Linked DNA regions of Mus musculus: region 2 is linked to region 1. The links are chromatin loops, found by intact Hi-C in ENCODE. Cell type or tissue: gastrocnemius. All regions are shown on one strand.

The links. Hi-C counts contacts between places; a loop is a spot of excess contacts. Peaks named below come from ENCODE experiments on the same cell type or tissue, not always from the same donor. Only the 100,000 strongest peaks of a DNase experiment are listed, where the experiment ranks them.
Region 2: it touches region 1 in a loop (2.3-fold over the local background); 2 of 42 quality-filtered maps call a loop at or near these places.

What each region holds. Positions count from the first base shown.
Region 1 is chr5:4,036,120-4,044,119 of GRCm38, reverse strand. Akap9 (A kinase (PRKA) anchor protein (yotiao) 9) reads right to left here. Exons shown (of 48, transcript NM_194462.2): 26 at 5,415-5,591; 27 at 4,777-4,881; 28 at 50-202. Among named protein-coding and RNA genes, the nearest start is that of Gm40260, 37 kb to the left of the region's middle. In gastrocnemius, a CTCF peak has its summit at 3,597 (motif pointing left); no DNase peak of the experiment used is centred here.
Region 2 is chr5:3,830,222-3,838,221 of GRCm38, reverse strand. It overlaps Krit1 (KRIT1, ankyrin repeat containing), which reads right to left. Exons shown (of 17, transcript NM_030675.3): 13 at 7,450-7,616; 14 at 6,639-6,726; 15 at 5,996-6,202; 16 at 1,328-1,444. Among named protein-coding and RNA genes, the nearest start is that of Lrrd1, 11 kb to the left of the region's middle. In gastrocnemius, no CTCF peak of the experiment used is centred here; no DNase peak of the experiment used is centred here.

The DNA of each region.
Region 1 (8,000 bases):
ATCAAAATACAAAGTATCAAAATGCGAATTCTTCTTCTAAGCCAGTTACCTTAAATAGCCTGTTTTCCTGCTGCAGCTCCTGCAGGCGGGTGGTGGACTCTTTTCTCTGAATCTCCAGCTGCATGAGGAGCTCCTGGACCTCATCGTTCTTATTTTCCAGTTCTTCCCGAAACTGTTCTAATTGTTCTTCTAGGTTGGTGATCTTTAAAACCAAAGTTATCCGAGGGGGAACAAAACAAACAATAAAAGCCAGTTCCTATCCATGTTACTGTCAGACAGCAAAGAGTTCTATTTATTTTACAAAGGATGTATTACCATTTACACATGCTTAAATATAAAGGAAAATGCCTTTCTAAGTTATGTTTAACTGCATAATTCCTAAACATGCTCAAACTGAATTTTTCTGTTTTCTGGTTTTGTTTTGTGTTTTTAAAGATAAGGTCTATATAGCCCTGGCTGTCCTGGAACTTGGTATGTTCGATGCTAGCCAGCCTCTGCCTCCTTCAGTGTTAGAAATAAAGATATGTGTCACCACACTCGGCTTCAAACTACAGAAAAGATTTATTTTTATTATTTTTATTATACATATTGGGCTGACTGAGGGTAGTAATGACCATTTATTCAACTACTTCATAACTATTTAATAGGTGATTAATGAATGGATTTGCAAATGCCTGTTTAAATGATCAAAACTGCTACAACGCAAGCACCATGAGATGCAGAAGCAGCACTGGGTGGCAGCTGGGTTGTTTCCTGCCTTACAGACTACGGGGTGATAGGTTATTCATGCACGGCATTAGAAGTCAGTCCCAGTACTGACAAGGAGAGCTCTGAAGGCAGGCTACCAAGCCTAGTAAAGATAGTGTAGTACTAGCAATAGCCAGATCTGAGGCTGGGATGACAGCTCAAATGGCCACACATGAGGGCTTGAGCTTGATCTCTCTGTGTAAAAAGCTAAGTATGGTGCTATGAGCTTGGAGTCACAGCACTGGGGAGCTGGAGACAGGGTTATCCCTGGGGTTTGTTGAGACCAGCCTTGTCTACCTGTTGAACCACAGGTACCAGTGAACAACAGGTCTCAAAATACATGGTTAATGGTTCCTGAGGAATGACACCTGAGATGGACCTCTGGCCTTCACACAGAAAACCCCACTATATGTACATGCAAACACCCATGCATGTGCACGTGCATACACACACACACACACACACACACACACACCCTCATCCAGACTGTTCTATAATCATTCCCATGTGTAGAAGAAACAAAAGTCACAAAGAGATCAATGTGTTCTCAGATCACAGTCAGGGTAAAGCCATCTTTGAATTTGAAGGGATAACTGCTGCAGTCTTCCATTCCAAACCACTGTTTATCCTGCCTCTTTTCTTCTTTCTTTTAAGATTTATTTACTTTATGCATGAGTGCTCTATCTGCATGTACACTGGCATGCCAGAAGAAGCCATCAGATCACATTACAGATGGCTGTGGGCCACCAATGTGGTTCCTGAGAACTGAACTCAGGACTTCTAGAAGAGCAGCCAATGCTTTTAATCACCAAGCCATCTCTCCAGCCCCATTTATCCTGTTTCTTATAACTAATGTCAAAGACCTCTGTCTGTCTGTCTGTCTGTCTGTCTGTCTGCCTCATCTGTAACACTGGTATTTAACTGTCAGTATTTAAACTTATTTAGTGACTCTGCACACATAATTACCAGTTTATTTCTGAGAACACTGATGATCACACTTATTAAGGGTATATACTAGTATGTATGCCTAGTCGTATCTTCCACAACTACCTCTATCTCCTACAACTACTTTTAGAACAAGGTATTATAAAAACACACACACATAGCTATTTCATTTCAAAATTGCAGCCTACATTACATGACATGCCCATTCTTTTGATGTGTCATTTTACAGGCAAAATCTTAGCTCTGCGATCTAAAGCCTTGCTACTTGGTGTGAACTGGGGAGAGCAGAATCAGCAATACGTGGCTGTGCACTGGATGCATGTAGTATATGGGTGTGTAGAGGCTTGTGCTGCACAGAAGGCCTTCACTGGGTCCCTGGGTGACTCAAATGCACATAAGATTGCAGAAGCACTGGGCTATTGTACCGACGTCACACTACAGTTTTTATGCTTCACAATAGCACACCAAATCCATCCCTAAGTTTTGTCAGTACTGCATCACAACAGTTGTAAAATTCAGTGAAATCTGTGAAAAATTCTTGCTCTGCTAAGTGTTAACTTCTCTTAAGGCTCAATTTAAACACAGGTGAGATGAAGACCGCAAGGAAAGAATATTTAAAATACTCCTCAGCCTTTACTAGCACATGGCCTAAAACAAACTTAAGGGAAATGGCTTGGTGGGGAAATGCTTGCTGTGAAAGCATGAAGACTGGAGTTCAAACCCCTTCAGTCACACAAAAGCCAGGTGTACATGACAGTTAGCATTCAGGAGGTAGACACAGGCTCTCAAGGCAAGTTGGCTAGTTCACTGAGAGAGCCTATCTCAGTAAGTAGAGCAGGGAGTGATCATGAACATTATCTGGTATCAACCTCTGGCTTCCAGTACGGACATGTGCACTCACAGATGTATACATGCATGCACATCACACATACATACACAAATAAAATCTAACACAATACAATGTCAGTGGAAGAGTTTTCAGGTGACCTTGCTTTGATTTCCAACCTTGGAAAAAAACAAAAAACAAAACCCTGATCTAGAGATGTCTCAGCAGTAAAGAGCACTGGCTGCTCTTCCAGAGGACTCAGGTTCTCTTCCCAGCACCCACATGGTGGCTCGGAACCACCTGGAACTCCAGCTTTAGGAAATCCAATACCCTCTTCTGGCCTCCCTGGGAAGTTAGCAATGTGGTCAAAGATGAAGAAAAATATCAGCATACATATGGAATAAATAAAGAAATAAAGATCAGATAAACTAAGCTGTGCGAGAGGGGCAGACTGTCAGACCTGCTTAAAGGTTCCTGTTTTAGAGAAATGACTTCTTCATTTAGTTTTCTGTAATGCCAGGAACTAAACCAGGGTCAGACTAATATACCACTGAACTACTTCACTTCCCTTTCTAGTTAACCTAAGTAAGTCTTTCCATATCAATTCTTGAAATAAAGAGGAATGGTTACACATAAAATGGCAAGCTCTTCACTTTCACAAAATAACAAAAACAAAATAAACAAGAACCTTCCCAATAAATAGTATAAAGCACTTGGCGTGCAAGGATGAGATCCACTTGAGTCCATGTAAGGAAGATAGTTGTGGCAGCGCATTCTGGAAATCCTGGCTCTGAGTTGACAGAAATGGGTGGCTCTCTAGAACTCACTGGCCAGCCAGTCTGGCCTAACTGGTGAGTGCTGGACCAGAGAGAGGCTCTGTTTCACAAGCAGAGAGGCAGGAGTGGGAGTGGGGGCTCTGGAGATACAGCTCCATGGTTAGGAGTACATTCAGCTCTTACAGGGAACCCTGGTTTGATTCCCAGTACTCATGTTAGGTGACTCACAAGGACACGAACTCCAGTTCCAGGGGAGGTATACCTCTTCCGCCCTCTGCTGGGTGGACACGGATGCACACACATGCACATATCCACATAGCTATCAACAGATGTTTGAAAACATAAAACAAGGTGGACAAGTACGGAGGAACAAGCCTAGTGACTGGCCTCAGTTTCTCCACACGGGTACATGAGGGCGTGTACCCCTAAATACTTTAAAAGTCATATCCCATCTCTACCTGTCTTTCCTAGAAATGGGGCCAGACCCACCTCACCTAATGCTTGGTGGTCATTATGTGTCAAAACAAGCAAACATTTTCTCCTTCAGAATTTCACAAGATGCTGTTACAAACACAAAATGTGCCCTTTAGGTGAGCCTGCTGTCAGAATGGCAGTACTCCCTATTTAAGAAAAAAAATTAGGAGGTCACCTGTTTTTCTGCCCTTTCTCTAACCCTGTATTTCCCTCCTGCCTCCCACCCTAAATAAAAACAAGAAACACACACATACACACACACACAATTCATATACATTAAGATGTATTGAATGGAAAAAAAGGTTTAAATATATTACAAATGAAGTAAGAAGTTGAATTTACTTTTGAAATTATAATGAATTTTTGCATTTAAAATGGAGACTTGCTATGTTGCTCAGTCTGACTGAACTAGCTCCAATGCCCCCACCAACCTCAGCCTCAGGGGTAATTGGGGTGAACCCCAATTCCCAGCTGGATGAAATGCTTTTCAAGTAAGGAGTACAGGAGAGCTGTAACTACTATTGTTGTTGTGTTATTATGTGCAGTGCTGGGGAATCCTAGGAGCTTGCACAAGCTAGGCAAGTGATTAATAATGGGCTACATACCCAGTTCCAGTCTTTTTAACCCATTGTTTTAATAACATGCTTCACTGATGAAATAATCACGCAGAGATCTCTCAGGAAAATATCGTAAATAGGCAAAGCAGCAACAGCAGCAGCTGACAGATGCCTGGCAGTGACCGTTACATCGAGAGGTCCCACATCACCGGCTCTCTACCCTCCTCTCCCACTGGTCCACCCCAGCTCCCTTTTCACTTGAACTCTCCTGCCTGCAAGGCGCTGACCTTCACCAGCTCGTGGTTCAGTTCTGACCTTCAAGGTCAATCTTCAAGCCAGTGAACTGGGAAACACTCTAAACTTCGCTTTCAGACAGCATCTTTCTGTTCAAATGACTCTTTTAGGTAATTCATTTTAAACTGCATTTATCATGGAAAAAGAAACTCCTTACCTCTTTCTGTTTTCTGTCTGTAGCATCCCGCTCCACCTGCAACTGAACTTCTAGGGATAATTCTGGGTCTGCTTCTACAGCTCCAGACCTTTTCTGGTCCTCTACCTAAAAATACATTAAGAACTTTTTTAAAACCTCAGACATTGTGCACTGATAATTCACTGTAGTGTTTTTATTTAGCAGTAATTCTCACTCCAATTTAAAATGGCAAACTCTATATTTGAGAATATTCAACAAGTTACAGGTACTTACAAATACCTGTTACAAATTACAGATAAAAAAAAAACCCTTTCCTGTCTGCCCGCCTCCACGCTCTCTCCCTCTGCTCATCTTCTATCCATTCTGGTTTTCTGGAGAATGACGGGAACGGGCTTCGCTGCATCTAATCTGGAGTTAGGCAAGAGTCTGAAAGGTCATGGCCAAGACTGACAGTTAAAAATGTAAGTAAAGGACATGCAAGTCCTTCTGGCCTAACTAATCTTCCTGTATCAGAAATAAGGGATGTAAACAATATTTGAAAGTAAAACAACCGACAGTAATGGAGATAGAGTGTGCCCTAATGTCGACAAGGGAGCGTAACATTGTGTCAGTAAGCAGCTGTCACTGGAGCAGGACGGGGAGGTGGCCGGGCCTCGCACCTTGGGGAAGGGCTCTGCACTAGCCAGCAGGGCTTGCTCCAGCTCTCGCACTCGGCACTCCAGCTTCTCAATCTCCTCATTCCTCTCCTGAATGTCTCGCTGCAGTTGCTCCTTGGATAGCAGCAGCTCACTGCACCTGTCTGTTTTCTCTTTCAAGTGATTAGTTAACTGTTCAACCTGAAAACATGACGAAAACATGCTTCAAATGTACAGTGGTCTAGTCATGAAACACACTTATAATTTAAAAATAACTTCTGGGGCTTGAAAATGTATCTCAGTGGTACATTGTTGCTTTCTTAGTACATGCAAGTCCTCAGGTTTGAACCAAGTGTACGCCACTAAAATCAGGTATTTTAAAACATGTTGATCTTATTTTACAATAAGGAGAGCAATCTTTTGCAAAAGCAACACTGTGCATACTGATAAAACTGGACATACTAGTTAAAGAGAAATACTATTGCTTTCACAAAACTCATTTTAAAAGTTTTTTTTAATTTACTTTTATTTTTATGTTTTCTTATTCACTTTACATCCTGTTCACTGACCCCCGCTCCCAGTCATCCCCTCCCACAATCCTTCCCCCATTCTCAGAGGTTTTTGTTTTGTTTTGTTTTGTTTTGTTTTGTTTTGTTTTGTTTAAGAGCATCATGGCTTTACCTTGGCAGAAAGAAGGAAAATGCATTTTGTATAACGTGAAGTATCTAAAGATACAACACACTGCAATCTAATGACATAATAAAGTTGAGAGACTTGCAGCTTGCTCTTAGGTGAAGAACAATGACCTTTAAGTCTTCCATGTGTTATAAGGTGGTAAGAGTTACTTGGCAAAGGTTTAGTCTATGCATTCTGCAGGCTAGGAGTGATGAGGAGAGGTGTATGAAGGAATCTGAATTCCTTTAAGTGCCATTAGTCTTGGCTCCTACACTGCACAGAACAAATGGTAAGTATTCCAAGATGTATCTTCTAGGACTGATATGCAGTCCCCCAAATGTTGTGCAACAGCAATGGAAGAATACAGGAAGGATTAATAAGATGGCTTATAGACATAATTATCAAGGAGAACGTTGTAAAAATATTGTAATTTCAAGAAATATAATAATACTAAACTTTAGAGAGGCATTTTGAAGAAATTACCAAAAGAAAAAAATATTGCTCTCTGAACACTAAAAACTGCAAGCTCAATCTAACTACAGGCTCTTGAATGACAGGAGTAAAGTCTCTGCGCTGCTGGAGAAGGCTGAGCAGGTGAGAGTGCTGGCTGCTTCTCAGGAGGACACTGGTTCAATGCCCAGCACCCACATGGAGGCTGACAGCTGTCTGTAACTTCACTTTCAGAAGTCTCATGTACTCAGACAGATATACATGAAGGTAAAATACCAATACACACAGTAAGTAACTGAGTGAGCTAGTGAGTGAGTGAGCTAGTGAGTGAGTGAGCTAGTGAGTGAGTGAGTGAGTGAGTGAGTGGGTGAGTGAGTGAGTGGGTGGATGAACTAGTGAGTAAGCTAGTGAGTGAGTGAGTGGGTGAGTGGGTGAGTGAGTGAGTGGGTGGATGAACTAGTGAGTAAGCTAGTGAGTGAGTGAGTGGGTGGGTGGGTGAGCTAGTGAGTGAGCTAGTGAGTAACTGGGCGAGCTAGTGAGTAAGTGAGTGAGCTAGTAAGTGAGTGAGCGAGTGAGTGAGTGAGTGAGTGAGTGAGTGAGTGAGTGGGTGGGTGAGTGAGCTAGTGAGTTAGCGAGCGAGTGAGTGAGTGAGTGAGTGAGCGAGCTAATGAGTGAGTGAGTGAGTGAGTGAGTGAGTGAGTGAGCTAGTGAGTGAGCTACTGAGTGAGTGGGCGAGCTAGTGAGTGAGTGGGCGAGGTAGTGAGTGGGTGAGCTAGTGAGTAAGTGAGTGAGCTAGTAAGTGAGTGAGTAAGCTAGTGAGTGAGTGGGTGAGGTTTTTCTGGAATGCGTCTGAGTAGCTGAGTGGGTGAATGTAGGAGTGCATTCTAGAGAACCAAGAGGTGCTGGGCGACCTTTCCAGAGATGTGAGCAGAGGGTAAAGTGGAACAAAGGAACTGGGACCCTCCCTGGAGCAGATCAGAAGAGAATCAGAGATGAAGTACTAAAGTGTGAATGGAAATGGATTTTTTTTTCATAAAGGTTTTACAATGTGTTGGAGATGAACAGATTCAAATTCATTGTCTTAAAAAAGAGTTTTACAGTGTTTGACAGAAAAAATATTTAATGTTTCTACCACCATATTCCCAACACAAATGATAAATGAATGATGTACTACACATAATACCTCCTGTATATACATAAAGTACACCCCATAGACATACTGTTCGTTTGTGATAATCGAAAATTTAAAAATGTTTTTTGCAAATCCAAATACAATAAATGAAATCTGCAAGCCAATGTTCTTTATGAGAATCTGTGCAAAAGCCTCTTCTTTGCTGAGGAGAAAGGGAGGACAGGAGGACAGGACAAAAGTGAGGACAGGAGGACGGGACAGAAGAGATGGGAGGGGGATTGAGAGACGGGAAGAGAAGGTGCAATTGGATGTAAAGTAAATAAGTAAATAAAATAAATAAATGTCTAGAAATC
Region 2 (8,000 bases), 210 kb after region 1:
GCCAAGGAAGCAATTAAGCAGTCCTATCCAGCTGCATGACACCTATGAGCCATGGCAATTACCAGTACGGCGAGATATGCATAAAGGAGCAGTAAATAGCATTTACATGCCAGTGATGATCAACAACTATCTAACTGGACCTAAGGCACAAGAGGGAAATCATGCCTGGTACTAGAAACCTAGCCAATTTCCCACAACTAGTGAAATCATGGACCTTAGAACATCCATCCGCTTTGCCAGACAAGTATAATTCCTTATTACATTCTGAATCTTATCCTTATACCAACAGATAAGTGTAAAGCCACCCCTCACCAAAGAAGCCTTTCCTCACAGCAGATGGAGGGCATCACAGAAAACTATAACTGGATACAAGGCAGAGATCAATGGAGCATGGGAAACCAAGTACCTACCAACTAATACATCTACACTATGGCTCCTAGATCTATGGCTCAGGGACCACTGCAGGAGAGAAGATGGAAGATCACAAAGCCAGAATACCAGACTCTGACAATCCATTGTGAAATAGTCTCTCCTAGAAATAGCTGGATAAGTAAGACCTGAACAATGACAATATAAATATAGACATGTTACAATGGAAGGGAGCAATTTTACAAAGATCCTACTCCTAGATAAAGAACTACTATAGCAAACTAATGACTGCTGGATGAAGAATGAGACTCTCTCAAGAATGAGCCCCCTTTTTGGTTGTTCAATGCAGGGTAGTTAGCCCAGAAACCATAAACACACAAGCAACAAAAATGGCTTCAGCAGGTTGTGTTTATATTTGTGTACATGTACACATGTGTGTACATACATACACACATATATGTAACAATAATAAAGAAAAAGAGGATATCAACTTGGGGTGGGGTAGGAGGGCCTGGAGGAAGGGTACGTGGAAGATACTGGAGGGAGGATAGGAAAGGTGGAAAGTGATATAATTATCCTTCAATTAAAAACTTTTTTAAAAAAGAAAAATAAATTGGGAATAGGGGAAGAATTTATGTAGATCTTGACGATGGTTAAAAATGCCACCCAGAGTATAGTTCACATAGTATACTGGTCAAGAAAGGGGAGAACTTTAAGAAGAAGACAGGGAATAACTAGTCAGAATTACAGAAAATGGTATAAGGAAGAGCTTAACTGCTTTAAAACAGAAATATATTAGTTTGTCAAGTTTCTGGCTCCTTTAATTAAGAAGGGAATCCCATTTTCATCTAATACTAAAGGTTTCCAGGGAAGTTAAATGAATTAAGTATTAAAAAAAAAGAACTTTAGTAAAACTACACTTTACTATTATTAGTCAAGCTAATTAATTAGTACTTGCCTGTTTTGTGTGTACTATAAAGCTCATTTTATTTTCCATACTATGGATTTGAAAACAAGTACCAGCATCTCCCAGCTGCCACGTAAAGCAACAGTACTTGAGACTGATGAGTAATGCCTGCAACAGAATTACAAAGTATTATGCTAAAATAGAGCTAAAGGTAACATTTACTCAGTCATGCCTTGTTAAATCCTACTTCTTGGGAGGTAGAAGCTGAAGATCAGAAATTCAGGGTTATCCTTGGCTAACAGTTAGAGACCAGCTATATGAGACCCTTGTCTCAGAATGCTAACAATTGTCCTAAATGAGAAATGCAACAAAACTTACTATCACTTACGTGTTTATAATTATCATTAAATGTAACTGTTCTGGATATCATTTTCTTAAAGTCTCTTTACAGAACCCACACCAACTTCACAGAGCCTGAAGGACCCACAAGGCCAACTCCAGAGACTACCATGAACAATAACAGTGCTTGTATCAGACTAACAAACATTCTTATAGACAGACGCCCATTCTCAGTGACTTGGAGCACAGTCAAACAAGCTCTTATTTTATGCAGGTTAAAAAGTAATATATTCAGTACCTTTCATGAATATATACACAGTACTTTTAATTCTGAATTTACAGTGGGACTTCTAGGATGACCTCAGCAATTTCATTACACTGAATATAAGTGCACTGATTTGTTATTATTTATTGTAGAAATAAGAAAAACAAATATTAGAAATATATTCTTTTTAAATTCCATAGAAATATTTAAGAAACAATGTTAGGGTAAGCTACTCTTATAACTTTCCTAAAAATGCTATACTTACATAGGCATTCAACACATATTTTTCTTATTGCTAAAAGCTTGTTTTTGTTGACATGTAGAAGTTAGATATATGAAGTATAGTACAATATTCTCATTCATCATGTGTAGGTATATGTATATATCATATATATGTATAGCCTTTATGTATATCATATATCATTCATATAAATGTATGATATCTGTATAAATATATGTGTTGTAAAATCCAACTTTGTAAGATATGTGAAAATAGCTATTTAGTAAGGTATAGACTGAAACCAATGAAAGCATAGTAGAAATTTAAAATGAGTACACCTAATCACCTGAATTATTTTTTAAATTAAAGCTAAAAATAAGCCCTTTTATACGTCTAAAAAAAAAAAAAAGAAAGAAAAGAAAAGACCAAGAAAAAGGGAAAAAGAAAAAGAAAAAGAAAAAAAAGGCAAAGGCAAAGGAGAAAACAGGTTCAGGTAGCAAGTCTCAATGTTATGGAGATCAGATTTCCAATAAAAGTACAACTGACCCCATACATTACAATAAAATCTGCTGTTAGAGCACTACATGCAATGAAGAAAGGATTCTTAAGACCCAAGACAAGGGCCCACATGGTCTTTTGATGTGATCAGACTTCTCCAGAAGGAAAAAGCTGCCATTGTAAAACGGCAAAACCTGCAATTGTCAAGAAACTAAGAAACAAGAGTAAAATGAATGAAGAAGTCATAAATGAAAGGGTTAGCTGGAAACAGCAAAAGGGAAGGCAGCGGATTGAGAAGGCATGTCCAGCAGCCAGCAGACATGGCAGCAGGGATGAAAACAATGTGCTCTGCAGAACGGCATGTGTGCACAAACTCAATTCTGCATGGATGAATACTGCTATTTAATAAAATCAACGACATAGGAACAAACATAGTTCACCACACCGGAAACACTGAGTAACAACACAGTTCATTTTATATGAGTAGAACAGACCAGTCTCTGATGAACTGTACTTTCTGATGGACTGCTTCCACGACTTCAAAGAGAAAGAAGACAGAAGATAATTGACATTAAAAAAAGAGAAAAACCCAAAAAAAAAAACGCTGCTAGTTCTAGTTTCTCCAGAGAATCAATTTCTAAAGGACATGATGACTAAAAACTACAATCATCTTAGATCTTTCAAAGGTACTATAAACGTATCAGTAGCTTAGGAGCAAACCATGTTTCCTCTTTGGCTCAATCACCTTTTTGTACACCTAAGAATAGCATTGCCAGTTATATTTTTATCTGTTCACTTATTTTTAAGGTTTATTTTTTATTTGTGTGTGTGTGTCTTCTGCAAGAACAGTAAGTGCTCTTAACCTGAGCCATCTCTCTAGCCCTCTACTTAGAAATTGAGTATCTTATTCTGAAAAAGAAGTCTGTCAACTAATAACTAATCCTTTTGCCTGATTTCTCAATTATCCAACTCCTGAATCAGAATATTATTAAAATATAAAATGTTGCATTAGATTGCTAATTCATCAGTCCATCATTGGAATGCTTTATAAAACATTTTACTGTTATTCAAACTTGAAATGCTACCAAAAGCCAAACCCTACAGCTCAGAGAACCAGTGGTGTCACCTTCACAGCATTATCATCCAGTTCTACCAGGAGGGATCTGTGAACACAGGTACACAACTAGCAGACAAAAAACATCTGGAAACTGTGCATTTTTCTCATTTTCTTCTCTCTTCTTTTCTTTCTTTTTGTAGGTGTGTGGCTCTGAATGCACATGGAGTCCAGAAGTCAATGCTGAGTCACTTCCTCAGACCCTGGTTGCCTTATCTTTTAACATAGGGTCTCCTCCCACTGAACCTGTATGCTCTTTTACTAGACTGGATAGCCCCGAGCTTCAGGGATACACTTGTTCTTACTCACTGGGCACTGGGGTTACCAACAGGCACTTCAGTGGCCAGCTTTTCATTTCTTTTAAACAAGCTTAGTTCACAGAAATAGAAAAATGGCCACAAACCACATAACAGTAGTCTATGTGTTTATAAACCAGTTTTAACAGAAATAAGCAATGCCCAGAAGCAAGCAGTAAGGAATTTCAAGACATCAAACTCTATGTCAAGTATGAAAATCTGTTATTCTGTCCTTTGTTTGTATTTTATTCTCTAGATCCTCCCACATGTTAGCAGCATTGTAAGATAACTGTTGACTAAAAGGCTGATGGCAAGTTTACATGAATGACTATACGTAATCAGGTTATTCTAAGAAGAGACTCCAGAGCTGAAGAGGTGGCTCAGTGGTTAAGAGCACTGAATGATCTTCCAAAGGACCCAGGTTCTATACCCAGCAACCACATGGCAGCTCACATCACAGCTGTCTGTAATTCTAGCTCAGGGGATCCAGCGCTCTCTTCTGACTTCCTTGAGGACCATGTACACATGAGGTACATAGACTTACACACAGGTAAATCACCCATACCCAAAGCACAAAACTTCAAACAAAACAAAACAAAGACTCCACAATATGACACAAAGATGAGAAGAAAAAAATTCATAAAATTTCCAAACTAAAATGTCCTTTGGAACATGATCTAACTTTGACAAATCTTAATAAGTGAGGCAAGATTTTTACCAGATTACTATTATAAAGTAGAAAGATGTTCATCCTGCCTAGACGTGTTGAATATGTTAAAAATAACTGTCTCTGTACTGAACCTAGAAAAATGGCCCATCAGTTAAGAGCACTCTAGAGGACCTGGATTTGATTCTCAGCCTAGGGCTGCTCACAACAAATTGTAACTCCAGCTCCAGGGTGTCTGACCCCTGTAGCCTCTGAGGGCAACTGCACTCACAAGAACATACTGTATGACACATAATTATGCTTATAACAGACACAAGAAAAATAAAAAATAAATATAAGAACAAAGCTAAAAGAACTATCTAATGAATGGTCATATTCCCTTGCACACTAGATCTTTTTCTCAGAAGAGCTTCTTATAACTAATCTTCATTTTCAAAATAAAATTTCGTCATACACTACACATTTCTTTCTTAAGTCTGGAGTCCTCCCACACTACCTCCTCCTAATTGGTCTTACTATGTATTTTAGGTTAGGCTAGCTTCAGAGTCATACACAACCTTCTTACCCTAAACCCACAGATGCTGGGATTATAGATAAATGCTACTATGTTTGGGTATTACTTTCCCTCTGTGTGAGAAAAAATGAAAATCCGGGTAGTTTCATAATCTCAGGCTTTTAGAACTGTCAGAAACAAGTACCTGTTGTTTATAAGTCATCCACTGTATGGCAGTTTTTGGTTTTTTTTTTTTTTAATTTTTTTTTATAGAAGGCTATACAGATGCATAATGAAAAGTGTCTTTTAATTTGATTTTGAAATGATTTGTCTCCTGTCTCTAAAGGCATCAATAGATTCTATGTTTTTTAAAATGAAATATATGAGACATGTAGTGGTGCATGCCTAGCATTTAGGAGGCTAAGTGAGGCAAATCTCTGTGAGTTCGAGGCCAGCCTGGTCTACATAGTGAGTTCCAGGATGCCAGAGCTACAGAATAAGAACCTGTCTCAAAAAAACAAAAGTTATCTTATAGAAATAAATCTGCATTTATACAAAGATAGTCTTCAACTCCTACAATTTTTACAGCAATATTAGCACACTGAAAAGTTCAGCACCCTTTTCACATAAATGTAACATTAAAAACATCATTTTAACCCAAATACTATTTATTATATTATATGGACAATAAGTATTACAAATGCAAAAATATATTACAATTGATGGATATATTGTAATTAATGCCATTTCTAGATTCTTCAAGGAAGACGGAGAAGCTATTCTAAACAATACGTGCTATAACTACTCAAAAATAGGTTAAGAGCTACCTTAGTTTCCATGTTCAGGAGATGAAGTCCTTTTATATTCACTCCTACATACACAGGGATGACTTTATGATTGCTTGGGCTTGCCTTTGTAAATATCTGTCCTGTGAAGAAGGCGGCTCCGTACGTAGGGATCTCCCAGCAGTTCTGTAGGAACATGCGCTGCAGGTGGTGCATTTCCTTACTGACGCCCTCACTCAGACTCAGATTCTGAAAACAGAGTAAAGAGATGCGACCTTTTAATAAAGCAAACGGGTTAACTAGCCATTTCTAAAATCAATGTCCCAAACAAGAATGAAGTCACGGTATATTATCCCAAGTGAATTTTTTCGCTTGTTGCCTTAATATTAAAAATAAAGCAGCTAAGATCCACAGTGTTCTCTCTTCTAGTAGGACTGTAAATGCGATGGGTAAGGAGAGTACATTACTTCAGCTCTAACTCTAGCCTTTACCAGAGTATTCAACACACAGAAAGCACACAGAAGGCGGCGATACTCTAAAAACAAGCACTTCTTGCTACTTTCAGTTTCGGGCACTGTGAACTAGAAAATTAATTTTTAATCCCAGGATTTTAAATTAGTGTTTAAAACGTTATAACACTAATACAAACAGCTACAGGCACCTCCATTTCTGTGGGGCAGCTTACCTTGTACTCATGGAGTATTCGGTTTATCCAGTGAGGCGCCTTACTTTTCAGTTTAGTAATAGGTACGATGGATTTCAGAGTTTCTTCACTGGAAGTACACATGCCAATATCCTTAAATAAGTCATTTTTAGTAGCTAAAGTACAATAATCCTTCTGTCACAAATGGTACCAAATAATGGAAATTTTAAGCCGAATATGATGTTTTAAAACAAAATGTTCCAAAATCTTAATATTATCAGTTTAATGTTTCCTTCTTCAATAACCAGAAAATATTTTCAAAAGTTGAAAGATCACATTAAAAAAACTTTAGACATGCTAAAACCTCTATTTTCTCTCAAGGATTAAATATCAAACAACTTTATATGGTGGGATTCTTAAATATCTGACTCATAATTTTTCTTTTATTAAGAAAAAGTTTTAGTAAACTTAATTAAACACAAAATAAACAAAGAAAAACCATAAGGGGAAATTATATCAAGTACAATATATATAAGTAAAACTTTGAAATGTTTTATGAACCAAAAACCAATAAATGCTTTAGAATAGTTTTTTTTTTCTTTTACTTAATGTTTTGTATTATTTAATACTAAACCAATGTATAAACAGCCTGTCTGTCTGAGACAAGGTCTTCCTATGCAGCCCAGGCTGGTCTGACTTACGGTCCTTTGTCCGGTCTTAGTCTCATTGATTATGAGCAGGTGCCACCGTACCTGGCTAACAATGCATAAACACTTTGCAGTAATATTAAAACTGTGTTGGTTAAAGAGAATCTTGAGCATTTGAAAAACCATGCATTGTATTAAATACTTACTTTAAGAAACCTTGTTTGTGCTTTTTACTCTCATAATTCCCATAAACTATTTGTAACAGTAGACTTGCCAGTGTTATCAGTTTAGCATCAGGAGCTGTATAAAAGCCCTTCAGTAAATTATATCTGGCTTCATCAAAGAGAATAAGAATAGCTAGTGGGTCTTCAATCTTAAAAGAAAGAAATATAACTTGGTTATTAAGCTACAATTTACTTTGCAAACCTTTTATACAACTTTTTCTTACCCAATATAACAAGCTACAACTATATAACTGTGTGTGTATGCTGTGTGTATATGCTATTACTATACTAGAGCAGGGGTTAACAAGCATATTTTTAAAAAGTCATACAACAATATTTTAAGTCATATATTTATGAGTCACATAATCTATTATAAATATTACAGCATGAAAGCATCAACTTTTATATAGATATGGAAACCTGAAATAAATCTTCACATGTGAGACGTTGTTTTTAAGCTACTAATGTTCTATAAAAACTCTTCAGTGTACAGGCTGCATGAGAATAGGCAGCAGGCAGGGTGTGGCCATAGG